3 separate regions of the Homo sapiens genome follow, and all the other regions are linked to region 1. The links are chromatin loops, found by intact Hi-C in ENCODE. Cell type or tissue: dorsolateral prefrontal cortex. All regions are shown on one strand. Region 1 overlaps DLG2 (discs large MAGUK scaffold protein 2). Region 2 overlaps DLG2 (discs large MAGUK scaffold protein 2). Region 3 overlaps CCDC90B-AS1 (CCDC90B antisense RNA 1).

The links. Peaks named below come from ENCODE experiments on the same cell type or tissue, not always from the same donor. Only the 100,000 strongest peaks of a DNase experiment are listed, where the experiment ranks them.
Region 2: it touches region 1 in a loop (4-fold over the local background); 7 of 110 quality-filtered maps call a loop at or near these places.
Region 3: a loop joins it to region 1, with 5 times the contacts of the local background. A loop is called at or near these places in 12 of 110 quality-filtered maps.

Annotation. Positions count from the first base shown.
Region 1 is chr11:83,666,793-83,674,792 of GRCh38, forward strand. All of the region lies in intron 18 of DLG2 (discs large MAGUK scaffold protein 2), which reads right to left. The region is part of intron 6 of DLG2-AS2 (DLG2 antisense RNA 2); the gene reads left to right. Among named protein-coding and RNA genes, the nearest start is that of DLG2-AS2, 33 kb to the left of the region's middle. In dorsolateral prefrontal cortex, a CTCF peak has its summit at 4,715 (motif pointing left); no DNase peak of the experiment used is centred here; H3K27ac peaks cover 272 bases.
Region 2 is chr11:83,518,284-83,526,283 of GRCh38, forward strand. The region is part of intron 21 of DLG2 (discs large MAGUK scaffold protein 2); the gene reads right to left. Among named protein-coding and RNA genes, the nearest start is that of DLG2-AS2, 120 kb to the right of the region's middle. In dorsolateral prefrontal cortex, a CTCF peak has its summit at 3,517; no DNase peak of the experiment used is centred here; H3K27ac peaks cover 1,029 bases.
Region 3 is chr11:83,289,785-83,297,784 of GRCh38, forward strand. The region is part of intron 1 of CCDC90B-AS1 (CCDC90B antisense RNA 1); the gene reads left to right. Among named protein-coding and RNA genes, the nearest start is that of CCDC90B, 7.4 kb to the left of the region's middle. In dorsolateral prefrontal cortex, CTCF peaks have their summits at 3,355 (motif pointing right) and 3,560; a DNase peak (open chromatin) is centred at 3,407; H3K4me3 peaks cover 1,116 bases; H3K27ac peaks cover 1,318 bases.

The DNA of each region.
Region 1 (8,000 bases):
TCACAATGCTGGTAAGTGAAGGGGGCAAAATTCAAAGCCTGGGCTTTGGCCTTCTGTGCTAGTTCTCATCCAACCTCTAAATACAGAGAAAGAATGGAGTCCCTTTCATTCCCTCTCCAACAGATCTTAAACAACACCATACTCTCATTCCAGCCCCATTTGCCTTGAGTCTGTGATCTTCTTCCAAACCCAGGCATACACCGGAACTGGCCTGGGCAAACTGCGATATACGGTCAACGCTTTATCTTTCCTTAGGCATGTTTGCCTTTGAATAATTAAAGTTGTATCTATTCATAGACATAAGCCAAGACAATGAAATATATAAAAATATGAATAAAGGATATTTATTTTAAGGAAGAATTTCTTAAAATATGCTTTTGTCTTCTGTCTACAATGAAGTTTAGATAACCTTTTCTTAGTGTATCCAATGAGTTTTCAAGTGCATTTTTCATTCATTTGCCCTTTGAAATGGACTTATTACCATTTAATGGTGATAAGCAAACTCTGTCCTACCTACGCTTATTATAGCTGTCTAAGGATATGACATTCAGATTGACATGCATTCCTGGAGGGTGGTGAATATGCAGCTGGCATGATGTTAATAGATTTTCTCATTCACTTGTAAACAATTCTGTTTTTATTTCTGCCGATCCCAAGGTTTGGATTGAACTTTTGTTTTCTAGTCTTAAAGGAGGAATTTCATGTGAGCTTCACAAATACTCATTACCTGAATATAAAGGTCTCAGCACGGTAGTTGGTCCAAAAATGCAGCCAGCTTGTTCAAACTCCTTTTCAATTCAGAAAGCCATGCTAAGGAAATTAGTGATGTTCTCTTCAGAGGTGGCTAACTTCCTTCTAGTTGGTCTAGGTCTTGCTACTAATCATGTACAGAAATTAAAGGAAGAGGCCGGGCGCAGTGGCTCATGCCTGTAATCCCAGCACTTTGGGAGGCCGAGGCGGGCGGATCACGAGGTCAGGAGATTGAGACCATCCTAGCTAACACGGTGAAACCCCGTCTGTACTAAAAATACAAAAATTAGCTGGGCATGGTGGCAGGCGCCTGTAGTCCCAGCTACTCGGGAGGCTGAGGCAGGAGAATGGCATGAACCCGGGAGGCAGAGTGCAGTGAGCCGAGACCGTGCCACTGCAGTCCAGCCCGGGCGACAGAGTGAGACTCCGTCTCAAAAAAAAAAAAAAAAAAAAAAGAAATTAAAGGAAGAGGGAAATGACGGCCCCTGGCTGCCAGTCACTTTGCAATTTTCTGGGGAAATGAAGTAAAAAAAAAAAAAAAAAAAAAGCAGAAACAAAAACAAAGAAACCAAACAAACAAAATGAGGGCACTCAGGCTGATGTTCATGGAAGCAATGGCTATGTCTGGCATCACAGACGTGGTGGATATTGAAGCAGGGTCAGATTTATGTAGAAACAAGGTAGAATGGAGGGCTTTCAGACTGATGCATAAAAATATCCAGTTGTCAATTTGCCAAGAAAATCTATTTTCAATTCTTCCTCTCCAGGCTCATCTACCACTCTTCTCTGCAAAGACAACACATTTTATAGCTTAAGAACAAAAAGCTATCAGTCCCAGGACACATCTTGCTGTTTCATAGCTCCATACTTTTGTATAGGCTGCTCATTCTACCTGGGATAGCCTTGGTTCTTTAAAATACTGCAAAGACATTCAGAGAAGTTTTTCTTAGCCCTACTAAGTAGAGGTAATCACTGTTTTCTCTGGGTTACCTCTGTACTTTTTTAACAGTAATATAATTGTACTCATATGCTATTACTGTAATTTAAATTACAATAAAATGGAAGAAAAACTATATATACACACACACATGTATATATACACACATGTGTATGTATATATGTATAAGTATATATGTATGTGTATATATATGTGTATATAAACACATATATATGTGTATATAAACACATATATATGTGTATATAAACACACATATATATGTGTATATAAACACACATATATATGTGTATATAAACACACATATATATGTGTATATAAACATATATATGTGTATATAAACACACACACACATATATATATATATATATTTTTTTTTTATGATAGACTATGAGCTTCTAAAGCCCAGGAACAGTTATTCGCTCAGCACCAAATTACTAGTCCCTGGTAAAACTCAGAAGGCAATACATGTTTGCTGAGTTTAATGAAATCTACAGGCAGCAAAAATTTCTTCTTTATTTTATGGCCAAAGAATTTCCTGGCCCATCAAAATGCTCTATTGGAATATTTTCCCAATCCTGAGCTTGTACTAATTGATCTGTTTATTCACTGAACCCCTGCTACTGTGTGCCAGGCAGAGTATTATGTTAGGTCCCAGGAATACAGTAGTGGGTAAAACAGTCCTGGTCCCTCTCCTCATGAACCCCCTCTCCCTACTCACACTCTTTCAAATTACTCATTCCTATTAATTTACTGCAAAATAATATTCGCACCTCTAGCAATAACTTTTCAATTCAGAAGGCCACATATAAAAGCAAATTGATACTGAGTATGTTTCTGCTGAAAAGTCTATAAAGAAACATTCTAGGCTGCTGTGTCTCATGGAAGGTGTACTCCATCTTCATGAATACATATATAGATGTATGTATTTCTGTCTACATGTACATTTCTATGCCAATGTATACATATATTATAGATATGCAATACACAATTAAGGCTCACAAAAGAATACAACCCTCTTATAAACAGAAGGATCCCTTGACCTTTCAAACTTAGGTCCACTTAATTAAAAACGAAGCATAATTTGTACCCTTAATATAATGGCCTATGATTTTCAAGTTTAACTATTTTCATGTTGATTGCTATGTTTTGACTCTATTTTGAAGGGACCACAAGGGTGTTTATGCCCTGAAATAAAGAGGAACAGACAACTTTTCCAACCCTGAAAAACAAAGGAAAAAATTTAAGACAAACAAACATGAAAAGCTATCATGTATTTCTCTGCACCCAGAACAGTGCTAAACATAAAGTAAGCACTAAATGAATACTTTCTAGATAACTGAATAAATGAAAGAGCAAACACTTGCAATTATGCAGTTCCTCGTTAGGACAAGCCAAAGGAAGAGCTATGGATTTAAGAGGGAAAGATAGTTTAAAACCAAATCTTGACCCAAATGGTGAAAAGATGATTATCTGAAAATAATTTTAATCTTATAGCTATGCTTTAAATTCTTTGGTCTCTTAGCTCTCAGAGCAGTGATGTATACTGTGGTGGGTGCAATATCACATCTACCTAACTCAACCAGCTTATCCAGCTGAGGACAGGCATCATAAATATTCCAGTGAGTTCCATGAGGATTAGGAGTAAACAGATGTCTAGTTCACCTCTGCATTTCTCAAGAGTCTTGCCAAACTCTGTAGACTTTTCTCCAGTTAATGTGCTTTTATCATTTCCAGGCTTCTTCTACGTGTTACAAATAGAGTGGATGCTTGTGGTGGTAGGTGACAAGGTTCCCAGGAGAAGGTGAAAGCAGGAAAAAATGTCAACAAACATCTACCAAGCACCCACAGGTTTCAGGCCAAGGCTAGGTTCTGGACATACAGAAAAAAAAAACCCATCACTGGTGACTCTATATATGGAGTCTCAATACTTCTTGGTCACCATGATAGGTTTTGGTATACATTGTCCTTATTTGCAATTTAATATCAGGAATTTTATCTCTACCACAGAAGAAAATGAATACCTTTGGGCTCACTCACAAGCACATATTCATGAAATTTTAAGATGTAAGAAAATTCATTGTGTTGTCATAGATGAAGACATTTCTTTAAAAAAAAAAACCAAAACACAAAAAAACCCAGCAATTCCATCTGGTCTGCTAAACAGGTTCTCTTGGGAACATCATGAATGTTTTAATAAATTTATCTCATTGCATTGCTCCTGGGTGGGTAACTAAGAACTCTGAAGGACAGATATATTCCCAAATTCTTTCTCAGGCAAATTTTTGGGCATGTACATGTTAACATTAGAAGGGAATCTAAGTAAATTGATATTTCCAATAATAGTATACTACTATGAAGTGATTTGATTAAAATATTCTCCTTAAAAATAAAAAGGAGGCAAACTTTTGTTTCTATAAAGAAACATTCTAGGCTGCTGTGTCTCATGGAAGGTGTACTCCATCTTCATGAATACATATATAGATGTATGTATTTCTGTGTACACGTACATTTCTTTGTACATATTATATTTAAAAAGTAGATTCAAATAACCCTAATTTAATTTTTAAAAATTTTAAACACAAGGAAAATGTTTTCCTTTATATCTTCCTTATCACTATGACAACTAAATGGGTTTGGTACAATGCTATCTTATCCTAATTAAGAACATGGCCCTGCAACGTGGTATTCTATTAATATTAAATGAAAATGTGTGAATTATCTAGTTTTAATTAGAGTGCTGCATTTATGGCTTTCCGTTGTGAGCAAATGCTGTGTGGTATATAGAACATAAATTGAGATTTATTTCTTAAGAATTAGATGAATGTAGGGGAAATCAACGTGAACCCACACTGCTTGAATCACACATCCTGATGTAGAGTCTGTATCGATTCATTTATCTTTTCATCCTTCTACCCAATACTATTGAGCCCCTCCTATGAGCAGTCAATGGAAGGACAAAGAAAAATCTGTCCTTACTAATGAGCTCCCTCTGGTGATAAGATCCACCAAAACAGATAATTATCATATAATAAGATAAATGTAGTTAAAGAAATAAGCTGTGAGTATTTGGGATATAGCAAGAAAGACCCAACTGGTGGGGAGGAAGGGAAGAGAAACATCTTTCAGAAGGACAATTAATCAATAAATAAATAATGCTTATTTATTTTTTGTTTCATCAATATCCCTACTCCCTTTCCCTCTCTTGTATTATTTTGAGGCAAATAATTTCATCCATGCCTATGTCAGCGTGTAGCTCTAAAAGATAAGGGTGCTTGTTTTTAATATAAGCACAATACAATTGTCACATCTCAAATATTACCAATAACTTTTCACCACATATATAATTGATGTCCAAATCTCCAATTGTCTCATTGTCATGACTTGTTTTACCATTTATGTTTTGTTTGAATTGAAATACACAAATGTTCATTGCTTACAATTTGTTACTTTTAAGTGTTTCCCCTATGTCTCTTTTTTCTTTGCCAATTATTTATTGAAGAAGCCTGAGTTTTAAAGAATGAATGGAGGGTAAGACAAATAAAGGGGAAGGGAGTAAGGAAGGAAATCTAGAGAAATGGGACACCAGGAGAAAAAAATGTTGTAGAAACATTGAGGCCTTCCTTGATTTCCCTTCCTTCCCTTCTTTCCTTTCCTTCCCTTCCTTCCCTTTCTTCCCCTTCTTTCTTTCTTTTTCTTCTTCTTTTTGATGGAATTTCGCTCTTGTTGCCCAGGCTACTGCAATGGTGCCATCTCAGCTCACCGCAACCTCTGCCTCCCGGGTTCAAGTGATTCTCCTGCCTCAGCCTCCCAAGTGGTTGGGACTACAGGCACCACGCCCGGCTAATTTTGTACTTTTAGTAGATACAGGGTTTCTCCATGTTGGTCAGGCTGGTCTCAAACTCCTGACCTCAGGTGATCCGCCCACCTTGGCCTCCCAAAGTGCTGAGATTGCAGGTGTGAGCCACCGTGCCCGGCCTCCTTGATTTTCTTAAACATGCAAACTCTGTGAGCATACTTACTTATTTTGGGAAGATTGCTCAGTGTACTCCTAACAATACTCTTCTCTATATATCTAGTAAATTCCTGTATCATCTTCTAGTTCAGCTTCAGAAATTCTTCCCCACCTTTTCTATCTCATGTTGTCTCCATCCTCCTTTGAAGGATGTATCAGCTGGCATTTATCAACCAGTATTTTTGGTGTGTTTGTGTTGAGGCATCATGTGAGATGCTAGGCATATAGGGATGAATGAAATCAAATCCCTGTCTTCAAGAAACTCTCAGGCTGGATGCGGTGGCTCACGCCTGTAATCCCAGCACTTTGGGAGGCCGAGGCGGGTGAATCACGAGGTCAGGAGTGTGAGACCAGCCTGACCAACATGGTGAAACCCGTCTCTACTAAAAATGCAAAAAAATTAGCTGGATGTAGTGGCACACACCTGTAGTCCTAGCTACTCGGGAGGCTGAGGCAGGAGAATCACTTGAACCCGGGAGTCGGAGGTTGCAGTGAGCCAAGATAGCGCCACTGCACTCACTCCAACCTGGACGACATAGCAAGGCTGTCTCAAAAACAAAACAAAGCAAAACAAAACAAACAAAAAAAACTCTCTGTGAGGTATTTTAGTAAGAAATGAGGCAATGCCTATGTTTTGGACTAAAAACATATATTTGTCCATATAATTTTTAGTCATGACAAACACATGCTCATTGTTGTGCAGGGCATAACTGGAGAGTTTTTTAAAAAAGCAATATTTGCCACAGAATCATTAATAAATAGGCTCGCTCTTTCAGTTTCCATTTAAAGATGGAAAGCAACACTTTGTCAATAGGCTAAACATTTTGACTGTGTTTTATTGCTTTTTCTAACGTCCTATGTTATGAAAAGGTCATGAGAAGACTAATGTTGGAAGATCAGATAATCAAATTATAATGAGTTTAGCTAGTACCCTATGGCTCACATTTTACTCTTTATGTTGCTAGTGGGGCAACTGAAGCAAGCAAGACAATAATGCATTATCCTGTAATATTTTAAAATGAGGTTGTTGATGGTAGAAGGCCCACTAGCACTTTTTTGTTCGATTAAGGGGCTGCCAATATTTCCTTGGGTTTGCTACTGGCCCTTACAAGTAGAAAGATACATCTTCATATTCACCATGCCAGCACCTAATACAGTGTCTTGAACATTGTGGGAAATGGTGGGTATCATATGTGCTGTCCTGCTACTTTCCAACTGTGTGAACAAGCCTCATTTTCTCCTCTATTTTTATAGTGCTACTGTGAGAAGTAAATGAGATAACATGTATTCAGTGCTTTGCACACAGCAGCAGTAAACAAATGGAGAATTTTGTTATTATTTGTTAAGTAAATGAATTTTAAAAATTGTACATTCTGCCATTGTCTTTTACTCCTTTACCTCTGCCCTATCCAAATCCCTGACCTGTCTTTCCAGACAACCTCAAATATCTCCTTTACCACTTTTTAAAAACTCATACATGGCTGCCTTAAACATCTTAATACTTAGTTACACATTGTTTCTGTGTCTAAATGTTATTCTCCCTAATTGTAGCCGTAAGTTCTTTAAAAATAAGATGAGTATTACATAGAAGTGATGTCAAAATATTTACAACTAGCTGTGCCAGGTATTAATGCTTTAGTTGCTCAATCATGGAGATGTGTGAGAGTCCTAGGGAAGGGATTCAGGGGTTCCAGTGTGAAGCAGCTTGTAGAGGAGCACTCAGCGGGCCCAGGGTAGAAGCTCTTTACTAACAAGAATATATTTCAATATTTTAAGAAGCAGAAGCACTGCCTGCAGCCAGAATATTAGTGCTGGCATCTTTGATACTTCTTTGGCATCCTCTATTTGTCAGGAACTCAACACACTTACTGATAAGGTAAGAAATTCATCCAAGGAACAGTTTCTCTATTTGTACAAGGAAGCCACAAAACAAGACAAAGAAGATTTTATCTGGTTTGTGCTATGGGGAAATGAAGTTATGCCATAGTAATAATGGTACCTTTTAATGCTTATATGACATATGACATATGTGCTTTTAAATAAACATTATCTGTCACCCTTCCACTATTTTTAGTTGCTTCTTTCTCTGCACTGAAGAACTGTCTAATCTGAAGAGGAAGAAGCCAGTGCCCTGGGAAGCATTTCCTACCTGGTCACTGCACCCTTCTCTGACTCAAGCATGTTTTCTGAGTGAAAACAGAAGTCTTGGGCTCCTCAGTGACACAGCTAGGCTGGGAGCACTTACTCATGCCTGGATGCAGGTTTTATGAACAGATTTTA
Region 2 (8,000 bases), 150 kb before region 1:
AAGAGTGAGGCTCCATGGGCGTAGAACCCTCCAAGCCAGGCGCGGGATATAATCTCCTGGTGTGACGTTTGCTAAGACCATTGGAAAAGCGCAGTATTAGGGTGGGAGTGACCTGATTTTCCAGGTGCCATCTGTCACCCCTTTTCTTGGCTGGGAAAGGGAATTCCCTGACCTCTTGTGCTTCCCGGGTGAGGCAATGCCTCACCCTGCTTCAGCGATGCCTCACCCTGCTTCGGCTCATGCTCGGTGCACTGCACCCGCTATCCGACAATCCCCAGTGAGATGAACCCAGTACCTCAGTTGGAAATGCAGAAGTGATTTGTCTTCTGTGTTGCTCATGCTGGGAGCTGTAGACTGGAGCTGTTCCTATTCGGCCATCTTCTAACCAGCAACTTTAAGTGTCTGAATTATATATCCCAAAGAAGCAGAGCTGCACAGTTGACAGAAAAGTCACAAAATCTACCCATCAGAGTCTTAGCATATATATATGTATATATTTGTACTTACTATGATGTGAGATGAAATTAAAAATGGTAAAAATGAGAATTAACGATAAATAAATAAAAAAAAGAAGTTTGTTCCTGGGGTTTCTCAGCTCGTAGATTTAAAATAGCAAATTCAGTGTGGGAGGGGGCTGGACTGAGGGGCTGCTCCATACAGCTATCTGCTGACAGTGCCAAGAGAGTACAGCTGAGCACTGTGCAACTAGGCAAGAAAACCCATCAAGTGTGGGGGTCAGGAACTTAAAACACAGTGCAGAGAGAGCAGCCACAGAGGGTGTCTGTAGTATAACTGAGGTCCATAATTATTCATTTAATGACTCCAAGGTGTCAGTCTCAGTACTAGGGGCTGGGTAAATGGTATGGAGTAAGACCCAGATGGGGCCTTTGCAGTGGTTCTGCAGCGGGGTGTACTGTAGAGAAACAGTGGTGAGAGAACTGAGTCTTCCCTAGCACTCAGCAGGTGCAACTCCAAAATTTCCACACAGCAGCCACAACCACGATTACATTGTGGAAGAAGATTTAGTTTTACTAAAGTATCACTAATCACATTAATGCTGTAATTTTGAATTTTATTGTTACAATATACCACTATTACATATATGGTGTTTAATTTGTAAATTTATTTGAACATGATAGATGATATAAGAGCTATAAGGTATTTGCCCCTAATTTTGTGTTTTTTATGTATTTAGGTAACATCATTATAAAAAGATTTAGTCAACACTTGGGGGCATGGGTGCCCAGAAATATTATTTTCTTTAAAAGGGGACCCTATATTCTTCACCTCATGGGATTCTTGTGAAGATTTAATGAGAAAAATTGTTCTATTTAGCAAAAACACCTGGCTTATATGTAATCTTCAAAAAACATCAATTGTATTGTTATCACATTTAAAAAATACTAATCAAAGTCAAATTCTTTATTTGCCAAATGTGAGCTTTGCCTATTACTGCGAAGGGCATAAACACAGAAGTTCAGGCAGCTCATGGGATGAGCTGGGTGATGGGGAGCTTTTACCTGCAACAAAGCAATCATTCCATCCATTGGCAATCGTAGATTCATATCTGTCTTTTTCTGACTGTCATTTGGGCTTAGACTCCACTTCACCTAGAGCCATTAGACTTGGGAGGTGTTCACAGAATCCTTCTCTATGAATAAGGAGTGACCAGGTTTGTCATTCACATTTACCTCATGCCCCAAATTCATTATGGTATTAATTCTTTGGGCAGGTGAGCACAAGTCAATTACAGAGCAAAATGGTGGCTTCTTAGGGCCTTCCAGGAAAAACCACCACATCAAGAGTGTTCAAACAGGACGTGTTAGTAAAATCTTTACAAATGTTCATGAAGTTGTCAAAACATAAAAGGCGAATGGCATATCTGCAAACTTTTTACTTCTTTTCAAGTGAGATAGGCTTTCACTTATATTGACAAGTGCTTGTAATAAATTTGAGACAGTAATTGGAAAAGTTCTCACTTTGTAGTTGTGTCACTCAGATTTCTCAGAACTCTGTGAATGAATGGAAACTGCATTACGGTTATCACTACTAACAAATAAAAGATGTTTCTCATAGCTTCCCCATTGTTGCCTATGTATACCAATAGCCCTGGAGTCATGGAAATTATTTTTCTCTTTTTCTCTTACAGGGATTTCAAGTGCACAGAAAGGGAAAAATCATAATCCTTAGTCATGATATACCTTTCATTGCTCATGCTTTCACATTAGGTGGCAGGTTCATGGTGCTTACTGCGTTGTCATAGATAGAAAGATAGCTAACTAGCTAGGTAGGTAAGTAGGTAGGCAGGTAGATAGATAGAAAGACAGACAGACAGGTAGGTAGATAGGTAGGTAGGTAGATAGATAGATAGATAGATAGATAGAAAGAAAGACAGACAGGTAAGTAGGTAGGTAGATAGATAGATAGATAGATAGATAGATAGATAGATAGATAGAGTGGGCTACACATGGATGTTTTTCTTGAGAGGTATACTTTTGATTTGACTCAATAGCCTTCATGCTATGACTCTTGTGTAGCTCGCATCTTAATGAGGTAAGTTTAACCCTCTTACATGTCCCACTTTACATAGGAGTAACTGGTCTGTCTCAGATGACACAGCCAGTGGCATAGCTGGGATGGCAGTACTAAGTTTGTTGACTGCCTAAGAAGAATAGATCATGTATCGAGACTGCCAACTTCAAAGGAAATCCAAATGTTTGCCAGACCATTTAATGTTTGCCAAGAGCATGGGCAAAGGCTCAGGCGTCCTTGTTTTCCCCCAGGCCCTAGAACAGTGCTGAACATGAAAGACGTCTTGTAAACCTTCACAAATTAAATGGAACTGTATACTAAATAAATATTCATGGACCTCCAAAGAACAGTGTCTGGCTGTGTGACTGCACACAGGTCACTTATTTCCTCTGACCCTGCCTCTTTATTTATCAAATGGGTAAGGTACAAAAGTGCTTTGCAAATACAAGGACTTATTTTCCAGTATCCACAAAGAATTTTAGTCCTGGGGGAGAAGTGGATTTATCACAGCCAGCTTTCTGGTTTTAACCTGGCAATCAATCTAAAATTAGTTTCAATTTTAAAAAGTTTACTTTAGTGACAATTTTTTTTATTCTGACCTGGGTTGGTTTTCAGTTTAATTTGGTGGTTATTCCAGTATCATGTATAAACTGCCATTGATTTCTGATAACACGTAGCAATTACTTAATGCTGCAGACTTGATTTACCAGGTAAGGCAAATGTGTTGGAGTGAGGTGTTGGTGAGATGCCTGCTAGAGGATAGATTTAAAAGCATACATACAATTTTAATTTCCGGTCTGGACTCTGCCAAGTTTATTTCCCTTCCACTGTCCTCCTAGTGGGCAGTTACTTTGCACCATTCGCCTTTTACCCCTTCTCTACCAATTCTATTCAGGGTCCCCCACATGTTCATGAATGACATTTTTAACAGTCTCCCCTACATGCCATTGCCATCTGTGGGCTCCCTTCAATTCCTAGGATGTAGGCTCTATGATTTCTCCCCTGAGTCATCCCACCGTCCTTCCCTAGGTGTCTCCCTACTCCAGTCCCTCCCAAGTCCCCACCATCCATCCTCCCAGCAAGAGTCAACCTCTTTATTTACAAACACAGCCTGTCACTCCTCCATCCAATAACCTTGAAGGGCTCCCCAGTACCCAAAGAAGAGCCTCTTCAAAAATTTTAAAGGAATACTTAATGCCCTCTGTTACTGGGCCTCAAGCTATGTTTACAACCTTACCACTGCCCCATTGTGTGTGCCCATTGAATGGAATACTCGCTGGTCACCAGATACCCTCTATTCGTTTACTTTTGCTCCTGCTGTTTTCTAAGTGTTAAAGTGCACTTACTCCTCACAGAGTTAGCTAAAATGCTACCTTTTCTTCGGACCCTTTCTTAATTGCTCTCACATGGAGTAGGCTCTCCCGCCCATTTGAATACCTGTTAAGACTCTATTCATGTTTTGCTAAACTTTTTTGCCTTATGCTATAGCTGTGTGTATATGTATGTGTGTGGTGTGTACCAAAAGAAAGTCTTGGGATGGCAGAGGTGGGGTCTTATTCATCTACGTCTCCACCCAGTGGCCAGAGCGGTATCCAGTGCATACAGGAAACTCAAAACCTATTTATTGAAATAAAAGGAAGTAACACTCAGATCAAGAGAACCTTCCTCTAAAGGCAACAATAAATTATTTGGTTCTGCATTCACAACCTATAGAAAAAAAAAAAGTGATCTGTGCCTTCTAATTTACATGATTTTTCTCCTAATACACCATGTTCTTTCTTCTCACATTATTTAATTCAATACTTATTGGTTGAGTGCCATGAACTATTTTAGGCCCTAAATAATTCATAGTCCTGGCCTTCAAGGAACTTGCTATCTATTCTCCAGAGTTTATTATTATAGTTGAAAAATCACATCTCAGAAAGAGAAGCTATTTGCTCCAGGTCATGTAGTCAGAAAAGTTAAGAATAGGATAGTCTAATTTTAGAGCCCCCCCCCCCTTTTTTTTTTAATCAAAATGCAAGGTAATTAGGTATTTTTATAAATATTAAGAACATATTGGAAGCTGTTGCTGAAACTCTTTTCAGATATTACACGTGCTATTATTTTTTAAAAAAACCTTTTTACCCACATATAAACACAATGTATAGTTAAGAGGCAAGATATACTCTTTTTACTTGCTAAGAGTCTGGCAATAATTACCATAGTGAGCAAGTCAGATGACTGGACATTCACTTCTGCATCTTTATCTTTCAGTGTTGATGTTTTAGCTTTGAGATAGTTAAAAACTTTTGCAAAGTGAAACCTGCAAGCTCAACGGTATGACTGTAGGCCTATTACTACAGAGTCAGATGAAAGGAAGTCCTATAGTGAATCAGAATTTATTCTTTAATAATTCCCAAAGTAGAAATGGGTTGAGCTAAATTTTCTGAATAATACTTACCTTGAATTAATGATGAAAAGAAGATTTAACAAAAGCTCAGTGTTATCTGATAAAACTATACTTGTTATTTATATTACATAACCACATATTATACAACTCCTATTTATATTACTTTAGTCTTACCATCAGTACTTGAATGGATAGAATTAGCTATGCTACTAACATCTGGAATTAGTTCATATGTAAAAATCTTCTAAAGAATCAATTATTTTGATTTGCTTGCACAATAACAATATGTAATGCAGGGCCCAGCTCTGCCACTTACTAGCTGTAGGAGCTTGGGTAATTTATCTATCCTTTCTTAACTTCAGTTTTCTCATCTGCAAAACGGGCATATTTATAATATTTACCTCACAGGGTTACTGTTAGGAGCAAATGAGCAATGGTTATAAAAATAATATGTAGAAAATAACAAATCTACAGATGTTCAGAATAACTGGTATCCTAAATGAGATGCAATGGTTCTCCAAAGCAGTAAGCACTGATCAAGTGTGTTCTTCTAGAAATTCCTGTAGGTAGCTACACAAGATAGCAGAGAACTCAGAAACCATCTGGATTTGCAGCCAATGGCAGGGGCAGGGGGCGGGGTTTAGAATCAGTCCTGCTGCCAAGCTCCATCTTCCTGCCCATTAGAGTCAGCCAGTGGTAACTTCTCTCCCCAACTAAACAAGCACAAGGTCAAAAACACCGTATGCAAATGCACACAGGGCAGTTTTGGCAACTCTCCCTTCTTCCTCTGTGCAAAAGGAGATTTGGAATCTAAAGAAAAGAGTAGTGTTAGGAAGTTGCTCATTCTAGCCTTATAAGGGTGAGAGTTTAAGAGGTATGTGCTTGTGGGTAGGGGTGGGCAAAAGATAGACTAATATTTCTTAGTACTTTACATATATTGTATCTTTTAATATGATTTCTATTTTCACATATTAGGCTTAGATAAGTTATGATAATTGATAGGAGTTGGTTATTCTGTCTGATTCCAAACTTTTCCACTGTGCCTGTGTATCTCAAATTAGTAGCATGCCTAACAAAATCTCTGGGGAGCTTGTTAAAATGCAGCTTTCCTGCCCCCATCTCCAGAGATTCTGATCCTGCAGGACAGGGGTTGAGCCTGCTCACCTCCATTTTTAATAAGCACCTCAGCTGATTCTGATGTAGATGCTGCAGGATACACTTTTTTTTTTTCCTGCTGAAAATTTTCTGGTTTCTTCTCTCCACAGCTACTCTATGGTCCTGGGTCAGGTCTTTTCCATGTCTTACCTGAATTACTGAAATGGATCCCTGCCCTCTGGGGCTGCCTCCCTCTGGAAATTTATTTCACACCACAGCAAAATGATCTGCTAAATTCTAATCTAACCTCTGCTGAATTCCTCCCAAGGCTTTCCACTGCCCTCAAGATGGAGGACCTTCATGACCTGGTTTCCAACTTCTCTGCGTTATCTCTGGACACTTGAAGCTTTGTACTTATGCTTTGCACTTACGTAATATTAAGCTTCCTTGGCTTCCCTGAGCACACCGGGCTGTTTCCTGATTTCTGCCAACAACACTCTTTTCATCTTTTTACACCTGATTAGATTTTACTGATTCTTCAAGGCTCATTTTGAACGATATCTCTTTTAGAAACTGAAATATATTGTAAACATGAGTATGTGTGTGTGTGCACTGTGAACAGATTTTTCAGTTATAAATTATAATACATTTTGTATATAAGGTTGCAGATTAACTTGACAGTTTCAATGGCAGTGCTTTGTGGACCCAAGTGGCAGAAATGCCTGTGCACAAAAATACATAAGGAATGTAGTTTATTCTCCACGCCATTCCACAGAATAGCAGTTTCGTCATCAGCAACTTGAGACAAATAGACTATGAGGAATACATAAAATAATATGAACTTTTTCATCCCAAAATGTTCCTTGAGTTCCATCGGCTTTCAGGGTTTACATAGGACACACCTTAACATGTCTCAGACATGGAGACTTGACTGGGGTTTCCTCTGAGAACCATTTTCAGAAAAGCCACTAGCACATCTTGATCAGACAGTTATCTGTGTGCTGGCTCAGGTGGTTCTCAGTGGACAAGGGAACTCAAGGTTTGGATAGATGTGATTATCACATTCAAAAGAAAACATAACAAGTTATAAAGTGTCTCCACGTTGGGCTATTGAAGCTGCAAAATTCCCTGGACATATGCCTATCTTTGTTCTTTATACATAAAAATATAAGACCAGTTAAAACCACACTGCATGCAGTATAGGGAAAGAATCCGAGAGGAAAGGTGAGCCAGGAAGACCAGTGAGGAAGGTGTTAGAAGGCTTGGAATAAGAAAAGTAATAACAAAGACATCAAAGAGTAGCCTCTTCTGAGTTTATTCACCTTGAGGGCAAAGCCTGCCTTCCTGATGCCCCCTGGAGTGCAGCAGTATGGCTCTCCTTCCACCTCTCCTCCATGGATCTGTAGATCACCTCTGGACATTTGAGATCTTTGCCTGGCTCTGGCCATTCCAAGACCGGCTCCATTAAAGAGCTTTCTTTCGAGGGCAGTAATGACATTTCTTTTGTCAAAATGTCACTTTGAAGCTGTGACAAAATCAATCCCTATAACTCACTCTGGTGAAGCAAATAAAATTCCCATCTTGCTAACGAAATACTGACTGTCACATTGATTTTTTGATAAGTGACACAATAGTAGGCTCTGCTACCAGCTCTTTGTGTGTCCTAGAGAAATGAGTCTCAGTTTCTTCATTTGTAAATTAAGTCAATGGCCATATGGAAAGTTCTAAGAATCTATGAAATAGAAATGAGATTTCTCAATGCCAGCTGCAGTTTGATTTTGGGAGTTTGCTATCAACCTATCCCTGTAGCTTCTGCCCCATCCCCTCTCTCATAATCAACATCTGCTCTTAAAGGGAGCGTAAGGCTTTGGAAAAGGAAATAGAATATTACTAGGAACAGTCGGGACAAATGTCCAAGGATGATAGTCCTCTCTGATCTCTTTAGAAATGGTTTCCTATTTTGCTTTCCTATTGCCACTTT
Region 3 (8,000 bases), 380 kb before region 1:
TCTTGGCTCACTGCAACCTCAGCCTCCCGGGTTCAAGCAATTCTCCTGCCTCAGCCTCCCAAGTAGCTGGGATTACAGGCATGCGCTGCCACACCCAGCTAATTTTTGTATTTTTAGTAGAGGTGGGGTTTCGCCATGCTGGTCAGGCTGGTCTTGAACTCCTGACCTCAGGTGATCCACCCATCTCGGTCTCTCAGAGTGCTGGGATTACAGGCAACTGTGAGCCACCGCACCTGGCCTAGAGTTTCACTTCTAAGAAGCTATCCATAGTAAATAATCACATCTGTAGCTAAGATTTTTGAAAAGGATGACTATTGCAATGTTATTTATAGTAGTGAAAAATTGAAAATAGTCTAAGTATTCAAAAGTGATTAAATAACTTGCAGAAGTGTCCCAATTTGGAATATTATGCAAGAATTTAGTATTTTTAAAAATAATCTTAGTGACAGGAAAATCCTTAATACATGTATATACATAATTATAATTCTGTATAATTCTTATATACAGGATTATAATTATAATTATATACATGATTATAATTCTGTTAAATGATAGGATCCCTGCTTGGGAGGAGCTAACAGGCTAGTGGAAGATACAGACCAGTAAGTGTTATCACAATATTTTACTTAACTTAAGGAATTATTATGAAAAAAGTGGATCTCTTTATATATTAATTCATGTTACTATTATTTATATTAACATAAAGCTCTCTCTGTAACACACATATACAGTGTTGATTATGTTCTCTTTGATGGAAGTGGCAATTAGATCCAGGGATTCTTAATCATTCTCTGAGGCTGGCTGGAACTATATCAAGTGAGTGCAGGAGCTTGGGTCATCCATAATCTACCATGCAGGCCAGAGAAGCATAGGAAGGAAAAGCAGGAATAGCAGATGAAGTGAGTCCAGATAGTATTCAGCTAATAGATACAGCTCCTCTCTGAGACCTCCTAATGCTCCTGTGTATTTTCAGATTCTCCTTGGTTGCTATTGTTTCTTTGTTAAACATCTTAATTTATAAAAATATTTTTCCATAAATTTGTTAATGTTTTCTCATGTTTGTTGAGAGGAATAGAAAAGATGATGCATCTAAAATACTTAGCACTGGACCTGGCATATACAAGCACCCAATAAACAATAATAATACCTGCTTACTCAGAGTTAGGAAATAATTTCCATGGGTGTCTCATGTTTCTGTATGTTTTACAAATGGAGGTCTTCTCTGCCTTTTGTTGTGGCAGTTTTGTATAACGAACAACCTTAGGAAATATAGCATCTCTCTCTGGAGCAAAAGGCCTCATGCTTACTGCCTATTATAAAAGATTTGTGTTCTCATAGGTCAGGGTTCCTCTCTGTAATGCAATGTACTGTACGTGCTCAGGCATCTACGTAGCCCCAGCTGCATCATCCCCATGAACTTGGGGCCAAGGGGAGCTGACACAAATATGCCGATACTCGTGCTGCTCGCTGCACCATCAGTAATTGGGTTCTTTGTTTCTAGCAAGGAGTCTCATATCTTCTACCAGCATCCATGCAACCATGACAGGATAACTTGATAGCCTGCTAATAGGGTAAGATCTCGGACCCTTCACAATATTATTCTTCTCTGGACTTTTAAACATTTTTCATTTTTCCAGTTTTACTTACAGAAATATCTGAGTGCCAGCTAGGTTTAAGGTTAGATGTGAGGAATGTAAAGAAAACCAGTTCAATCCAACAACTATTCAAGTTCTTACTACGTGCAGGGATTTCTGCTAGGATACGCAAGGATTGCAAAGATTTCTGCTCTCCAGTAATTTGTAATATATTAATAACTGAGAGAATAGAACAAGCATTTTAATAGCCTTCAACACAGAGCTTTAATAGGTTAGTGTCATGTAAATGTTAAGAAAATAATAAATCCTATAATTCAGTTGAAGGTTAAATGCTTTTTGATAATGGTTATCAAGAAGAGATAGGATTTGAACCTTAGGGGTTTTAGTTAGTAGAGGTTGTAAGGCAAGGGGTCCAGGAGAGAGGATTGGAGTGAGCAAGTACAATTTACTCATCGCTTTGCTCCTTCCTACTCAGGGACTTTGCATATGGTAAAGCATCACTACTCAACTTGGAGCTCTTTCTCCTCTTTATCTGGCCAATTCCTTTATATCTTTCAGATTCCAGTTTAAATGGTGACTTTTTAGAGTAACTCTTTAAGAAGTCATTCCCACTCAAACAACATGCAGATTTGGTACTTTTGTTATGGACTCATACAGCAACCCAGCCTTCCCATGTCTCTGCACTTAATATTTGTTTTCTCCATTATGGTAGAGACCATATGTGTCATGGTGTCTCCAGTGCTTATCATGCCTGGGCCATAACAAGCTTTTGGTAAGTGTGTGTTGAATGAATGAGTGAATGTTCAAAATATGGTCATAGTTTGGTGAGGAAACTTCGTAGACTGGGGCATAGGAATTATATGAAGACTGGGTGGAATTGGGGTGAACAAAATGAAAAAGGTAGAATAAAAAAGACTAAGGAAATTGAATTTCATACAGTGGACTTGCAGGAGATTTTGAAATTTTTTGAGCTAAAATAGATAAAAATCAGTTTGAATTTCTTTCTAGAAAATAACTATTTGCCATTTGCTAGTGTAGGCAAATGAATCCTTTCCTCTTCCAATGTCTGATGAGATGGCCTGGACATGAGAAATGCTCCCCTGCTGAAAGCAGCCTAGTTTATCTAAATCTCAAAGGCCAACAGGGTAGCAGGGAAGTGGGTCCTGGTTTTTTTCATTGCAAATAACCACTTTTTTTTTTTTACCTTTATAAGCTCCCATTTAAAACACAGCTTACACTCTTTACCAACAACATGTATGAAGCCACTACTTATTTTCCTATTTTCCATTAATTCAAGATAAGTTACTGTTGGTGAGTGGGAGATAAGCAGTGCTGATTTAACAGTAAGCTGATAAATTTACAGGGGAAGGCGAAGATACTTGCCAATTTCTTCAGTGGTTTCCAATTTCATCTCCAGCAATGATACAATTTTTTGAGGCATTTTAATATGTCCAAATCCTCTTGAGGACCCCATTGCTCCAGTACTCTTTCCTCTGATGTTTAGAGGTCTGGGGTCCCAGCTTGGGCACAATTGTATCAGATGACCAGAGATCACCCAGGACTACGACTATAGCTCTGGTGACTTCACGGAGAGAGAATGCAGCCTGGACCACTCACATGTGTCAGTCATTTTCTCTTGGAATAGGTGATGTGAAGGAATCTCGATGTGTTTTAAAGCCTGTGAATGAGGCATTGAGAAAGAGAGAGCTCTGGACCAAATGGGTTTCATTTTCTTCCTTAGCTTACTTGGAGCTCTTGCCACTAGGGGGAGGATGTGAAAAGAACCAAGGACAATTCTTTGCTTCTTTGCTCTCATCTCTGAAGCTGAGTCAGAGGGCCCATTGTCACAAAAGCTTTGTGTAGCTTTATGTTAATTTCACATTTTGCATGGCTGGAAAGTGACTATCAGCCCGTATTCCCTGAAAATCTGGGGAAATTTTTTTTTTCCTAATTATACAGGGAGGCTGGCAATGACACCCGATTCCGAGTTTGCCCATTAAAATAAATCAAAGAAAAGAATGATTAAAAGAATGGTAGAAAAGAAGAAGAAAGAGCTGTCAAAACATTATATACTTTGCAATGTTACATCATAACCTGGTGTCTCTCATCGATTACTCATTTTTTCTTTGAATGACTATTGAACACTATTTATGGTGCCAGGCACTGTGCTAAGCCATGAAGATATAAACATAAAACACAGTCCTGCTCTCAGATTGTCAACAGTCTATTGTAATAAATATTATGATGAAGGGTAGTATAGGCTGCCAAGGGAATGCATAAGAGAGGCTTATATTACCCTAAGCAGGGATCCGTCGGAAGGCATTAGTTTGAAAGGATGTGTGAAAGACAGTTTGGTTAAATGGATTTGGTGAATGGTGGTGTGGAGTACGTTGTGTGGAAAAGGCAACAGCACTTGCAAAAGCCGGGAAGTGTGTGTGAGAGAGCCTGGTTCATTTGGGAATGGAGAGAATGGCTGGAGCAATGGGTTAAGGGTAGGGAAATTCAGAAGGTGAGGTTGGAAAAGGTGAGGCTGGCCTTCAAGGTCTTTTTTACTTTATCCATGAGTAAGAGGAATCACTGAAGGGCATTAGGCTAGGGAGTAGCTTTGAAAAGAAAGGTGGCCAGGCATGGTGGTTCACCCTGTCATCTCAGCAGTTTGGGAGGCCAAGGTGAGAGGATCAGTGGAGCCCAGGAATTTGAGACCAGCCTGGGCAACATAGCGAGCTCCTGTCTCTATAAAAATTAAAAAAAATTAGCCGGGCAATGGGACACATGCCTGTAGTCCCAGTTACACAGGGGGCTGAGGTGGGAAGATCTCTTGAGCCCAGGAGGTCAAGGCTACAGTGAGCCCTGATTGCACCACTGCACTCCAGCCTGGGCAACAGAGACCCTGTCTCAAAAACGAAAACGAAAAAATGAAAAGAAAAGGAAAAAAACCAAAAGGGTGTTTGCCTGCCCTTTGCTGAGTCCTTCAGCGGTCAAGGCTGTGTATTTCACCTAGATTCCCTGTCCTAGGTACTGATCTGGAAAACCCTAGACATCTGCCCCTTTCCTGGTCAGAGAAGACCCCTGGCCTGGCAGAGCCTACAGCTCCAGCCTCAAGGTACCTGATTGGAGAAGTCCTCCTCATTGTATGACTTGGCTGCCTTGGACCTCACTGGGAAAGACTAGGGAAATAGGATTTTGGGGTCTTGACTTTGGAATTCATTTTCCGCACTGGGGTATAGCAGAGCTGAAAAATCTCACTAAACTCTCAGCATGGTCTGTATCCTTCCTGTCTCCAACAACAAGGTGGGGCATTCTTCCTCAAAAATTCTTCACATGTAGGTGTTGCCTCATCTCTTATCTCACACACATGAGCTCATTTGAGCTCTTTGGCAACTCCGTGAGCTGGGTACCATTGCTCCTGTTTCATAGATGGGAAAACAGGTTCAGAAGGCTGAAGTGACTTGTCCCAGGTCACAGAGCAAGTACGTGGTAGAACTCATAATCGATTGTGCTGCACACTGCATAGATAAGTCACCCCTGTTCCTTCCACCAATTTATTTTAACTGGGTACATGGCACAAATTGTGAAATTATGTGTACTCTTAGGGACACATCATCCCTCATCCTCCAAGAAACTGTTAGTACAGAAGTGACAAATGGGTTTCATCTTCATGCCAATACCCTTCAATTGACCGTGGCTGCTTAGAACAAAGTGATGAGTGTTGTGAGGCCATATCTTGGTGCAGCAGTAAAGAATACATGATTGATTGGTAGTATCTGATATGAATGCAGGAGAGAAAGGGGGCAGCACATATGCCATTTCTAGATTATATATTCCCCTTAGGCTGCCATAATCCTGCACTGGCCATGACATTTCCACTGACTCCCACCTTCATCCCAACACCCATTTTGCTCATTTTCTCTTATTCCTTCCCTTCCTTGCTGAAATTGTTCCCACCCATTTAACAATAGCTTCAACTTACTGAGGGTTTAGTGGGTACCAGGCACTTTGCGTATATTATTTCTAATTCTCCAACAATCATGTAAGGTAGGTAGAGACAAAAACAAGACTTAGAGGGGTTAAGTAGCTTGTTCAGGGACATACAACAAGCTGGAATTTCAACCCTGAAGCACATGGAAAACTTTGCATTTTTATAATGGGTAATGAAAACCTTCATATTCACTGTTTGCTTTGAGCCTCACAACAGCCTCGGGAGGTAGTTTTCTGGGTTTGCAACTGAGGGAGCTTGAGGCTCAGGGGAGAGGCGCTGATTATTTAGTGACATAGTCACAGCTCCTGACTCCTACCTCAGGCCTTTTCCTGCTACTACCTTAGGCTCTGGGGAAGAGCCCTTGACTCCACAAAGCTATCTCTTAAGAACTGATCTATACTACTGTGGGGAGAATTTGGGGGCCCTTCATTGATTTTACTCCTGCCAGCCTTACCCTGTTTTCAGCTCTTATCATCAAGAAGGTCTTTCTTTTATTGTTAGCTCTTTGTGTAATTTAGGTCATTTCTTTAAAAAAATTTGTTGAGAAATTCACGTCACATAAAATTAACCATTTAAACGTGAACAACTCAGTAGCATTTAGTACACTTACAATGTTGTGCAACTACCACCTCTATCTAGTTCCAAAATATTTCCATCACTCCAAAGTAAAATTCCTGACCTATTTAGCAGGTTTTTCCCCTTCCCCACTCCTCTCAGCCCCTGACTAACACCGATCTGTGTTCTGTCTCTATGGATTCATCTATTCTGGATGTATCACGTAAATTGAATCATACATGTGACCTTTTGTATATGGCTTTTTTCATTTAGCAAAATATCTTGGAAGTTCATTGTGTTGCAGCATGCATCAGTACTTCATTCCTTTTCATGGCCAGTATTCTATTGCACACAATCAGTACCATGATTTGTTTATCCATCCATTCGCTGATAGACATTTGGGGTCTTTTTACTTTATGGCTATTATGAATAATGCTGCTATGAGCATGTGCATACATGTACTTGTCTGAATATATTTTTTCAGTTCTTCTAGTATCTATGTAGGCGTGAAATTGCAGGGTCATGTGGTAATTTTACATTTAAAAGGCCCACTTCTGTTTGTTTGATCTTACTGGATGTAGATGTACATGTTGATCATGAAGAAAGCCAGCCTTTTCTGAGCTATATAATTTTGACATCTGGCTTTATTTGGGAAACTTTTAAACCAGGGTTACCCATTACAGTTACAGTTTCCCTGAGGGAAACCCTAAAATAGGCATTTAAAGAAATAGTAGTTCTTTCTTATCACATCCATCCTATGTGCCAAGGAGAGTGCTAAGCACTCTTTGGACATGAGTTTTAGTCCCCAGAACAACATTGCCTAATGGTAATTATTATACCCCTTTTACAGATAAAGAAGCTGAAGTCTAAAATGGTTAGAGAGCTTGTTCAGTGCCATGTAGCTTCTAGTGGTGGGATTTGAAGCTTTGGATGTCTGACCCCAAAGAACATCTTTCTGCTACACCAAGCAGTCTTCCTCAAGAACTTTCTAGGCTGCTGCTGTCAGCTATGTTGTTGACCTTTTATGAGAAATTACTAGCCAGCTTTTGCTGTGAGATTTTTTGCAATAAAAGCATAGCATTTATCAGGATCACTTTGATTGGTAAATGCAGAAATCATAAAAGGGGAATATAAAATAATAACTGTATAGGGATAGTTCAGGAAATCCAAAGGCAGTAATGCATGAAGGTCTCAGAAAGGATTGGAAGTGGAGCTTGGAAAGTTTCTAAGAACCAGGGAATTTTCTATCTCCATCTCTTACCCACGCTTCTCTCCGTGTCTGCTGCCTTATTTCTCTACATTGATTGGTTTTCTCTGATATCTAGTGCATGGGATAGAAAATGGTATGCCACAGTGTCTGCATTTATATCTCCCCTGTTCAAGGGAGTAGCCAGCTGAGTCTGGCATCACTTAGTTCCAATTTCAAGTTGCCAGGGAAGGGACTTCTATTGGCTCCACTTAGATTGGTCACTGAACCTTTGACTGAAGACTATGGCTACATAGCAGGTCCACATTATACATTCGTGCTAAGACCATTTGGAGGGAAATGGATTGATAATCCTTTGCAAAATAGGTGAACATTCATTGGTGGAAGACCCAGAGATGACAAAGCGTATCCTCTCCAGCTTTCACGAGAACATCTGTGAACCAGACATGAGAGAATTTGAAATGGAGAAACTGCAATACTCTAAGCTGTTATAGGCAGAGAGGGATGTCTGTGAAACATTGGAAGTAGCCTGTATAGTAGAGGACCTCTGGATAGTGTAGGAAACTTCTAAAGGTGGTACTTGCATCTGGAAGTGGTGTTCTTCTCTCTAGAAGGAGACACATGCAACACTGTTCAGCTCCAGAGCAGCTGCAGAGATGCCAGC